2 separate regions of the Mus musculus genome follow, and region 2 is linked to region 1. A link is a contact called in ENCODE Hi-C or POLR2A ChIA-PET data. All regions are on one chromosome and are shown on one strand. The core of a region is the stretch at or near the end of the contact, and the rest is flanking DNA. Distances in the headings are between cores, read along the strand shown.

Region 1 (5,640 bases), core at 1,305-3,804:
GGCTACAAATGGCTCAAGTCCTCTCAAAGGCCAGGAAATAAGGAGGAATTGTGGCTCTGAGCCAGGGGTGCTTCTATAAGTCAGGTAGCATGGTAAAGGAAATCTTGGCTAGGCTAGAAAGGAGAGTCCACAAGTTTGAGACTCTTGCAGCTTGGTGACTCAGTTCCTTCATCTCTGACGGAGATGGTGCTGCCTACCAACTCCTTCAGTTAAGGTTAACGGAGAAGATCCATGTTGGGACAGAACAAGCGCAATACAGTAGCCCTCACTACCTGTATCTTCACTCTGGGCCTAGGAGCCCTGCTCATGCCCTGGGGTTGCTGCTGTTCACAGCATTCACTGTCCCAATGCCTTCAAACCAAAAGCAGATCAGAACCAAGGCCAGGGTTGGGAGAAGAGAGAAAACTGGGCAATGATAGCCAATGGCTGTTTCCCCACTTTCCCTGAGGCTTCCTCTGCAACCCATTACCCAAGGTTTTGGGTCCCATCACCACCACTGCTGTCAGTCTGCTTGACACCCTCCCACACACCCCAAATCTGGAAACCACATCAAAGACTCACTCAAACTGCTTGGGGCAGACCCTTCATCTCCTGATCCCGATCCCAAACTTGTCACTCACTGTGAAGAATTAACATGGGGCAAAGCAGAGGCCTCTTGGCTCTATATTCTTCTGATATTTTCCTCCAGCCCCCCTTTTCTCTGTAGCTGCCCACCTGCAGGCCAGCTCTCTACAGGCTCTGCACCCCACCTCCAGCCAACAGAGCAGCCAAGACATGGCTGACACATGGACTTTGGCTTTCCAGAGTCTACCGATAGCCACTTTTCACTGCTGCTGCCCCACAGGTGGGCTGACGGAAAGCCTCTCAGGTGACAGAGGAGGGACACTCCATCTGTCTTGTGAGGACAGAGGGAAGATGACAAACACACACAAGCACTAGGGTAAGTTCTGGCCTTCCAGAAGAGGAAAGAGAGGCCCTCTCTTCTAAACTAACCACCAGAGGCCCATGGCAAGTAGCTCAGACTTCTGTTAGAACAGTAACTGTCTATGTTACAGGCAGTGGGCAACAAGGGAAATAACAGTGAACATCTCCCAGTTTATCTCCTATGTTATCTCCCTCCCCTCCCAAACAAGTCTCTTTGACTTGCTAGACTATGGACTTGCTGAGGAACACCACAAAGTTGTAAAGTTGTACTTGACCTGGCACACAGTGAAACAATGTATTGGCCAAGGATTTAGAAGACAATAGAGAAAGGATGCTAGGAGGAACCCCACTGCACATAGGTACAACATGGGGTGTGGGATACCAGGGGCTGTGTTGCCCTCAGAACTTCAAGCAAGCCATTGACTTCTATCTGCGCAGCTGAGTAAACTGCTGGATACAAGTCTGCAGGTGTCAAATGTTTCTGACAGGTTAGCTCCCGGCTTAGAGACAGTGTAAGCTGGAGCTAGGCTGTGGCTGAGAGAAACAGTGACCATCTAGTCATGTAAGGCCCTGGGGTCCATTTCCAGCAAAGGAAGGAAGGACGGAGGGAACAAAGGGGATTTCACTATTACTCATTTCCTGAATTCTTTTTGATTTTGCTAACCATGTAAATGAGTTGGTTTCATTAGAAGAGAAAGGTGACATTTTTAGCATGCTACTTTAGTCTGGATCCTCTTCTTCAAAATTCCCTCCTCCCCTGCCTCTAGGAGACAAGCACCCAAGGAGAAAAACCTGAAGTTTACAAGGTTGCCTTTGCTTTTTCTTTATATTTTCTGTATTAAAAATACATACATACACTCACAAACCACACACACACACACACACACACACACCTCCTAGATATTCCTTTCTGTCTAAATAGTGAAAGAACCCAAGGATCTGGTCTTGTGATCGATCGCCTTTGTGCCTGCAATCTGAATGGGCCAACTTGATAAAATATTCGAAACGAGTAGATACTTTATAAAAGACAAACAAACAACTAAAGGGTGACTCCTAGCCACAAACTAGGCATTGTTCAGAAAAGTTAACCATACAGGATCCTGGGTTAGGACTGAGGAGAATGGGAAGTAGCAGAGGTGCACAGAACTGATGAGCCTGCTATGAAGCCTTAGCAGACCTTAAATTGGATGTCAGTGACAATCTGTTTAATACTGTTTAATTAAATGGAAAAAAACCCCACAAAACTAAATACAACTTGATGTGGGAGATCAAAGTTGACGCTGCTGTGGCACTGGGGACTTTGTGGGGTTTTCACTCCATCAGGAAGTAATTACACAATATTTTCCAGAAGTGAAACAGTGAGTATAAGTGGAAAAAAATGTGGAAACATTTAGTTAGAACAGTAGAGCAAGGTATTAAAGACTCCTTTAACGGGTTAACTCTGAGGGGAATATGCAAATAATTAGGTCCTTAAACATGTTTTTAATTACAAATCTAGGATAAAAGTCAGAGGTAGAAGTCGGCACCAGAGTTTTTCCTGAGTACGCCCTTCCTGCAGAGGGATGACTAGACCACTCACATGACCCTGAGTACAGGCTGATAACAGAGGACACTCCGAGCCACGTCTGCCAGGGTCCCTTGTGACCTCTCCTATATGCCCAGGAAGACTGGGGTCACATGCCTCCCTCACCACCCACTGGCTAGGCTCCACCTTCAGCGTGGGTGGAGATACAAGGTCCTCATCTTCAAAGTTAAAATTCAGGCAGTAACTGTGCCCAGATCACATGAAACTTCAAGTGTTTTATGAAACTCATTTTGCTGATTTCTTCCTGGCTGCAGATTTTAGCTCACTGGCCTGTTTCCAGGGTGTGTACCATGTGGGCAGCAACTCTACGATGCCTGGACTATACAATTTGTCCAGAGTGTTTTTCTGTTCTTCTATCATTCTATTACAAATGAATCTTGTTTCAAAGAACCAGAGATGGTTTGGATCAAATAGAGGTGGGTTAACAAAGAATTTAAGATTTAACACCCAAAGATCTGTAATTTTACTTAGCCCATCCTCCTTTTTGAGACAGGGATGCCAGGCTGACTGTGGAAGGTAGCTGAGGCTGACTTTAAACTTGTGGTCCTCCTGCCTCCATCTCCTGAGTGCAAATGCTACTACTCTTGGTTTATGCAGTGCTAGACATGGAACCTGGGGCACTGTGCATGCTAAGCAAGCATTCTACCAGCTTAGCTACATCTCTCACCCCTTACTTATCCTTTGATAGTATCCCTAAGTCCTCATGGGAAATGGAAAGTAGGACATGTGTTAACACAAATGTTGACCTGCAGCTCTCCAGCTGAGTTTATTGAGTGATTTAAACCCCAGGCACTTCTAGGTTCAGAGGGTTCTCCAGTGAGTGGGACACCCTAGCTATCACTGGCTGACACTCCAGTAGAGTCTATATTATGTTCCGTTTTGCTGAGAAATGACTCTCTAGGTTTGAGTCTGAGGCTCAAAATCCCATCAATAGTGCAGTTTATAGGAAGGTCTCAGCCCTCTCAGCGTTCAGAAATGAAGATCTAAGTTTCTGTTGTTGAAGCCTCTCGGTGCACAGCATGTGTTGGTAGCAGAATAGGCTCAAGGGAAGAAGTGCACAGCACTATTTAGAGATACTCCAGTGATACCATGGCAGGATACACCTAAGAAGATGCCATATCCTATCTCCTAAATTCTAGACTTCGTTTTCTATGTTCTCATTCAAACAAGATATGAAATGGGAATTGAGGCCTCTGGTATTGTCTCAAGCAATGACACTGAAGGCCACCCCCAGGAGCTAATCTTCCCCTGAACGCTTCCACCAGTCAGCAACACCCACAGTGCCAGAATCTTCCCTAGTTCGCTTCACCTCAGAGGATACAAGTTACACTAGGACATTTCTACGCCCCAAATTCAGTCATCTCACACCTGGTCAAGAGAGCACAGGTCACACAGCACCTTACATTCGGAGAATTTCCACAAAATAGCACCAGAGACTACCATGGTTACCATGTCAGCTAAGAATAATCTCACTAACTGAAAATGTGTAAGAGCAACAAAATAATTAAGAAAACTGCATTTCCAGGATATTCGATGGGTAATAATTTGCTTCTTAGTTTCAGTTTGCTAGCATTCTCTAGCAAACAGTAAAGTTAAAAAAAAATATATGGGGCGTGGTGGTGCACGCCTTTAATCCCAGCACTCGGGAGGCAGAGGCAGGCGGATTTCTGAGTTCGATGCCAGCCTGGTCTACAAAGTGAGTTCCAGGACAGCCAGAGCTATATAGAGAAACCCTGTCTCAAAAAACAAAACAAAACAAAACAAAACAAAACAAAACAAAACAAAACAAAATATATATAAGGGACAAAAGTCCCTTAAGACTGAGACTATCTCATGCCCCGGCCTCTCTGAACTGACTACAGAGACTGATACCGCAGAGACAACACAGGGAGGTCTGCTTTGGAGCAGGCTGAGAGCCATTCCCTCTGGTACTGGTCATTTACAATCTGACATTTAGGACAAGTCATTCTTTAGTCTCTTCCAAGGGCTGTATCAGCATGAAGCTCCTGGGTCATAAAGAAATTTCTCAAAGACAGACAAGGCAAAACAGTAGACCAATGGGCTGTTTCTTACAGCCCCCCACTTACAACTCGTCCTGGATGTTGTCCGTTAGCTTGAAGAGCTGTTCCTGTCCTTCTGCTTGGCTCTCAGAATATCGAGGAAGCAGCCCCTGGGGACCAGTGCAGCAACGTGGTTTCCGAACCCTCTGGGCTTGGGTCCTAGAAGGGCAAATGGACAAGAAGAGGTTAAAGTGTCATGGTTAAAAGGATTTTCCTTCCTTGTTTGAAAAGGCATTGCTTAATAGACAGAATCCAGCTGCTGCAGGACTGTGTGGTATATGACATGCCCACTGTGGATTCAGACTGGACTTTACGATCTTTTGGCTCTAAATTATTATGACGTTCAATGTGCTAACTTCCTTAGCTCCCCATTTCACTTTTTGTGTGATAGGATGTCATTACCTATCTGTTGGGCTTCTGCTGGAGAGCATAGATTACCGATCACCATGGCTCTTTAGGATGATTATCACAAGCTTCCCGTGGCCCACACCATTTGGCTAAGGGTCTCTTTGGGTCAGCCCTCTGGGGACATGCCGTGGGTTCAGGAAGAACACAGCAGGGGCCTAGGCTATAGTGTGAACCTACCATGTTACCAGGTTCCTATGGAGTGAGCTCAGTCTCCCTGGTAAAGAGTAAGGAATGCAGCAGCCACGGGAAGGAGCTAGTCCCAGGCCACAGCAGCAGCTCTAACTCATGCCCTTGGCTGTTGGTTGCCTAAAGGAATCTGCTTTGCTATGGCTTTCAGGGTCGGCTGCTGTTGTCTTTTTCCACAAACCATAGACAGGATAATTGATAAATACTTTTTGGTGTTTTCCTAGAAACAGGAGTCCATATTTGTCTTGGAAAGACAGCACATACTTCAGATGACTGATAAGCCTGTACTGGGTCTGTCCTTAGCTGTGCACTTGCTGTACTTTCTATTATTTGTTCCTGGAACCCACTGAAGCAAAACATCCCTCTCTAGACATACCTCAACGAGGGGAGCAGGCAGCCGCACTGAATCAGCACTTTAGAACCGGTGCTAGTGGAGACAGACCGACCGGGAAGAGGTACTCTGTAGGGCAAGTCTGG
Region 2 (5,640 bases), core at 1,507-4,006, 44 kb after region 1:
AAAGGTATGAACTTTGTCCTTGGAGAGCCACCACAGGATAGAAGGCCAAGAACCTGCACATGGGCCTGAGTCAGATGTCAGGCCCCTATTGAGCACTGTGGAAGTTTTGGGTTGTGAGTCTCCATTTGCACTGGTGCGCAGCAACGTACCTACTTTACTATGTGGCTGACAAGATCAGCAACAGCAACTCAGGACCTGGTGTCTAGCTAGTAGTCCTACCACCATTAGTCAGCTGCTAGTCCTAGGACAGTCACCCTTTTCAAAGGGTTAGAATTGTGGTCAGCCACAATTAACTTTAACACCCTATTCTTCACAGCAGATAAACTGAAGCCCCAAACCAAGTTGTCAGAGTAGGACCACCTATAAAGTTACAGTGTTCAGAGAATGGCTTCCAAAACTTTCCAGCTGTGACTTCAAGCAACTTACACAGTGCATGTCTTTACAAAGCACTGGACTTTGACTGGGGAGATGAGCACCAGCCTTGGGTCCTGTCCTGCAACCCCAGGTCTCATTACAATGACAGTGATGACCTAGATGCATCAGCTAGCACTGCAGATCTGGAGCACCAGCACTGACACAGTCTGAACACCTGCGCCAAAGCCCCACAAGTGCTGAGGTACAGCCGTGTGGTGCACGTTAACGACAGTATCTGCAGGACACCCTAGAGCACCCACGCCACATTCTGAGCTCTTCCTCAGCTGGAGAAGAGCTAAACTCTGTGAAGAAATTGTAAGTGAAGGCCATGTTACCTTTTATAAGAGCTAGTGAGGGTAAAGACAAGAACCACCTTTTCTTCTTCTGAGAGAGTAGGAGAAATCATCTAGGAGCGAAGCCCAACATGACCCCAGCTCCTTCCAAATCCCCTCTGTAAAACCAGAAGCTCAGGAGGGAGCCTATGACAAAGGCGTGACTGCGGCTCATTCTTCCACAGCTGCCCGACACCCAGTGCCAATAAGTCCCTGCCCGGGAGAGCTCACTCTCCTCTCCAAATGCCAGCTTCTTCCAAATGCTTCTCAGATGCTTCATCTGTTTTTGTTTTGTTTTTGAGACAGGGTCTCTCTATGTGTGCCCAATCTGGTGATTCTCCTGTCTCAGACTGTAGGCATGAAACACCCTGACTAGGAGCTTCACTTTTGTTATTAAAGATGTCCACATCTAAGTTAATTTACTATTCTTACTCTTCTGCAACAAAAACTATTTGTGCAAGCCATTTAGTTTTGCTGTTTATCACTTGTGAGTTGAAAGCATAAAGAGATATTCACAAGCTACTATTATAAAAGTCTGCCCTTCTAGAAAGCAGCCCTTTGCGCTGACTTTGAGATTATCCTGTATAAACCTATGCTGCTAAACAACTCCCAATCCTCCTGCTCAATGCTGGGATTGTGAGCACAGGGATTAAGACAGTGACCTCCTATCACTTTGGGGACCCATGCATGGACATCTTTAAGGTCAGTTCCTCATACCATACATCCAAGTGGGTAGGCAAAATAGACCAGTCTCCCCGTGACAGACAAGAAGCTGATATGCAGGCTGTGGCTGGGAAACACTCCCTCACCATGCCCTCAGCTTTGAAGGTAATCATCAACAGGGCGGAATGCTCACAAGCCAATGTCAGCGAGCGCTGAAGTGGTCTGACTGACCCAGGGTACAGTCACCTTACCCCCTTGTCTCACTGTCTTGAGACTAAGGAATGCTGGCGTCTGACACCCAGAGTATTCAGAGGAGATACAACTCTCAGAGATTTCTAGAGAAAAGGACCAAAGTCCTTACTTAGGATGTGAGCGACTTAAGCTTGGATATGTGGCTAGTCTACAGGCAGCAGTCCAAGAGCTACGGGGGCCACCTAGAGGCTGTGTGTGTGTGTGTGTGTGTGTGTGTGTGTGTGTGAGTTGTAACAGAAAGACAATCACACTTGACTTCATATTCTGTCTGTGACACTTAATAGCAGAGAGACCATGGGCAGGGGCTTAACTCTTAGCCCCTAGATGAACATTAAAAAAAAATCCACTTTAAAGGATTTGATGAGGTTGGAAAAGGTGGCAGAGCACTTACTGCAGGAGAGATGATATATCAGACACACAATTAAAACTATGTTGAGCAGCTTCAACCCCTGTAAAATGGTAAACGCATTTGATAAGGCCACTATGACATGACAGGATCCTCTAGTGTAGTGCATGCTGTCTGCAGAGGGACCTGGCAGCTGTGGAGCAGAGCATGCACTGGGCTAGCACTGGAAAAGCTACTGGCATCTGGGAGGTCATCTGTGAGTGAGTCGTCACTATGGTGGTTACAATCGACACCTCCACAGCAGAGGGGATTTGCAGAGTTAAGTCAATCCAGCTCTTTAAAAAAAAAAAAAAAAAAAAAAAAAGCTCAAGCCTACAAAACACTTAAATCTTCAAGTGACCGTCAGCCTAGCTAAGAAGAAAAGTGCCAAGGAACAGAACGTCCTTCAGAAACCTGCTCACGCACTTACAGTGGGTTCCCTTCTGTAGCTGACGGAAGCATCAGCACTCGACACACTTGTGCATTTTGGCCACAGTCCAAAGTCATTAAGTTCTATAAAGCAGTGTTTTCAGCACAGGGGTAAAAACCCTCAGAAGTACTTTAAGGTGCCCATTCTCCTGAACAGCTAACACACACTGTGCATCAACACTTCTCATTCCAAAGTAATCCTGTTGTCTGTACACACGGAAACACTGAGTTAGTCTAGGCTGGGGACCTGGCTCTGAACCACTGATTTCAGAAATTTAAGTAGAGAGTAGAATGGCATAGAGGGAGAGAATTCACACTGTGTCCCTCGGCTCTGTCCTGCCTGTTTCCCTGACCCTAGCATGATACTCAGCAAGCATGGGTGCCAAAGGTATTTGGCTAGTGTAACAGGATCCTAGGCTTCAGTTTCTCCCTGTTCTCTGGGGCTCTTCTTTCACAGTTATTTACCTAATGGAAAGTTCCTCCTTAAGATCCTTGCAAACTGCTGGTGACAGTATCTTTCTTGTCACCAGGGCATTTCACAGGAAAAGAGAAAGAAGTAACAGAACTCTGTGGCATCGGGGAGAGGTTTTCTTTTCAGCCAAGAGCAAGACTGTACAACTGCAGCATGACCAGCAACAGTTCCAAGTTCACTCAGCAGTGCCCGGGACACACAATCACAATGGCCATCGCCATGCTGTGCTACAGGCTGGCGGGAGTTCTGGGTGGTGCTGCCAACGAGTCCAGCATGCTGGAACAGAGCAGTGGCATTTGTGTGTCACTAACAGGGAGAGTCATCTAGTTCATCTAGACCCCAGTTTATCCATCTGCACGTCTCTGCTTCAGAAGACTGCTCTGACGGGTAGCAGAGGTAGCTGAAGCAGAGCACTGGACCCAGGGACTGCTCATCAATTTTAGCAAGTTTCTCAGCAGCAGTTTGGGACTTTACACTCTAGAGTCAGTCTCAACTCTGCTGGTGCTATCGAAAAAACCTCCTTCAGGTCGGTTGAGACTTGACTCACTTCAAAATTAAGGTCCTACTTTCTTCTGTTTGGTATCATGAAAACAGTTGCAAATAAAAAGCAAAACAAAACCAAACCAAACCAAACCAAACCAAAACAAAACAACAAATCTGTTCTGGGGCTGGGAATTATTGCTCAGCGGTAGAGCACTTGCCTAGGTTCAACCTGTAGCATTACCACACGGAGAGAAGGAAAGGGGAGGGCAGAAAGCTTCCAAAATATTCTGGGAGTTTTGTCTTGACATTGAACCTTTCTGAAATACTTATGAACAGAAAGTTAAAGGAAATAATGACCCTAAACCAGTAACTATCTGTCACTGACAAAAGGCAAACTGCTCTGTCAGTTGGACAACTGTAAGGGTTGGAACAAATGGGGACACACTGTAGAGGAAAAAGGGAAAAGAAAAGGTACAAGTTTGGGTTTAGTGAAAAGGGGATATTTAGGAACCCCCATATTTCTGCCTACAGAACACAGAGCATGCTGTTTCCACTTCTGTTTGGTTTGACTCTATGCAGTCCTGAGGACACAGACCCAACAGGGAAGCCCTGAGAACAGTAAGGCATTTGAAAGCTGGGCCAGATGCTCGCTCTGTGTCAGCAGCACCTCCAAGCTGTGACCTTGCTTTTCCCTCTGTTCTCTGGAATCTTGAGGCCTTCCAGCTCTGGGATGTGCCTGTGTAGCTATTTCACGGACAAACACTTATCAGGACAGGCCACTCCTTCTCATTAAGAAACAAAGTTATCCACAGGCACTCGATTATCTCAGAGCACAAGGTCTAAAAGCAACCAGAAAGGTCCAGCATGGAGACTGCTGGGGTCGTAACTGGCCCGAGGCGCACACCAGCTGAACTGGCAAGTCTCTGCTGTTCTGCAACTGTGACCCAGTTATGAACTCAGATGTAGTTTCAGATTAATCCGGAAGCTCAGAGTGGTTTGAAGCACTTCCATAATAGGATTTGGCTTTTTCTCTCAAAAGGGCTGGTAGAGTTTGCAACAAGACTGAAAGCAGAGGCAGCAGAATGGAGGCAGACTTGGAAGAGTGACCTCAACAGAGCAGTAGACCAGGTTCAGGCAAGTCTTGACGTTTTCCCACATTGATTACAAGAATCATGTAGGCAACGTGTCTCTTGGGTTGTTTTTGGTTTTTGTTTTTTTCAAATTTAAAAATTACATTGATTGCCAGACATGATGGGGCACACCTTTGATCTCCAGCACTTGGGAGGCAGAGGCAGGTGGATCTCTGTAAGTTTGAAGGCAACCTGAAGGCATAGTGAGTTCCATGTCTAACAGAGCTATGTAGAGGAATCCTATCTTAACAACAAAAACTAAAGTGATTGATTGATTGATTTACAGGGGTGGGAGGTGGTGGAGGGAGGTTATATGTGTGCTACTGTGTTTGTAGAGCTCAGAGAACCATTTGTCAGAGTCAGTTTTCTCCTGTTACTATGTAGATACCAGGGGATCAAACTCAGACTACCAGATTTGGAGACAATCACCTTTTTACACTTTGAGTCATCTCAGAAGCCCAGGAAGCCTCTTTAAAGGCAGTTGTGTATGGAACTTGGCCCTTTAGTGGCTGCACATGCTGTAGTAATCAGACTTGATGCCAGCCACACACCCCCTAACCCCCTCAGCCCTGCCGAGACGCCTATGACACAGAGAGGAAAGCTGAAGGTGGCTCTGAACAGCTGTACCATCTTAAGATGATTTGCAACTGATAACCAAAAGTTCATGCCCAAGTACTGAGCCAGATTATGAGGAAAAATACCCTCTGTAGTGGTCACATCATGATGCCTTGCTAGACTGGTGAATTATCTCCACTCTAGTGAGGCATATTGACATCATTTTTAAACATTTAAAAAAATTATTTTATTTTATGTGAATAGGTGTTTTCCCTATATATCTGCACAGCACATGCATGCAGTTCCCAAAGATCAGAAGAGGGTGTTGGATTCCCTGGAACTGGAGTTACAGGTGGTTGTGGGGTGCCATGTAAGTACTGTGTTATTGAACCTGGGTCCTCTGGAAGAGCAGCCAGTGCGCTTATCTTCTGAGCCATCTCTAGAGCCTTGGCAAACAGACTTTGAGAAGTAGTCCCAGGCCACCCCTTCCATTAGCACTGACTAAGCCAACTGAAAAACTCGCTT

The links. A loop is a pair of places that touch in the nucleus more often than their neighbours do. ChIA-PET counts read pairs that join two places held with the same protein, here RNA polymerase II (POLR2A).
Region 2: a map of heart shows a loop between it and region 1 (1.8-fold over the local background). The contact joins two enhancer-like sites. A Hi-C loop is called at or near these places in 2 of 37 maps with a recorded cell type or tissue (both heart). POLR2A ChIA-PET finds 5 or more read pairs at or near these places in 2 of 5 experiments (Patski and embryonic stem cell).

What each region holds. Positions count from the first base shown.
Region 1 is chr4:144,978,722-144,984,361 of GRCm38, forward strand. Vps13d (vacuolar protein sorting 13D) reads right to left here. Exons shown (of 70, transcript NM_001276465.1): 68 at 4,597-4,728. Among named protein-coding and RNA genes, the nearest start is that of Gm36317, 18 kb to the left of the region's middle. Within about 2 kb of position 2,555, at least 1 of the 3 ENCODE cell types and tissues checked has a DNase peak (open chromatin) inside an H3K27ac peak, as active enhancers do; it is heart, where a contact is called at or near this core.
Region 2 is chr4:145,022,400-145,028,039 of GRCm38, forward strand. All of the region lies in intron 65 of Vps13d (vacuolar protein sorting 13D), which reads right to left. Among named protein-coding and RNA genes, the nearest start is that of Gm36317, 62 kb to the left of the region's middle. Within about 2 kb of position 2,757, at least 1 of the 3 ENCODE cell types and tissues checked has a DNase peak (open chromatin) inside an H3K27ac peak, as active enhancers do; it is heart, where a contact is called at or near this core.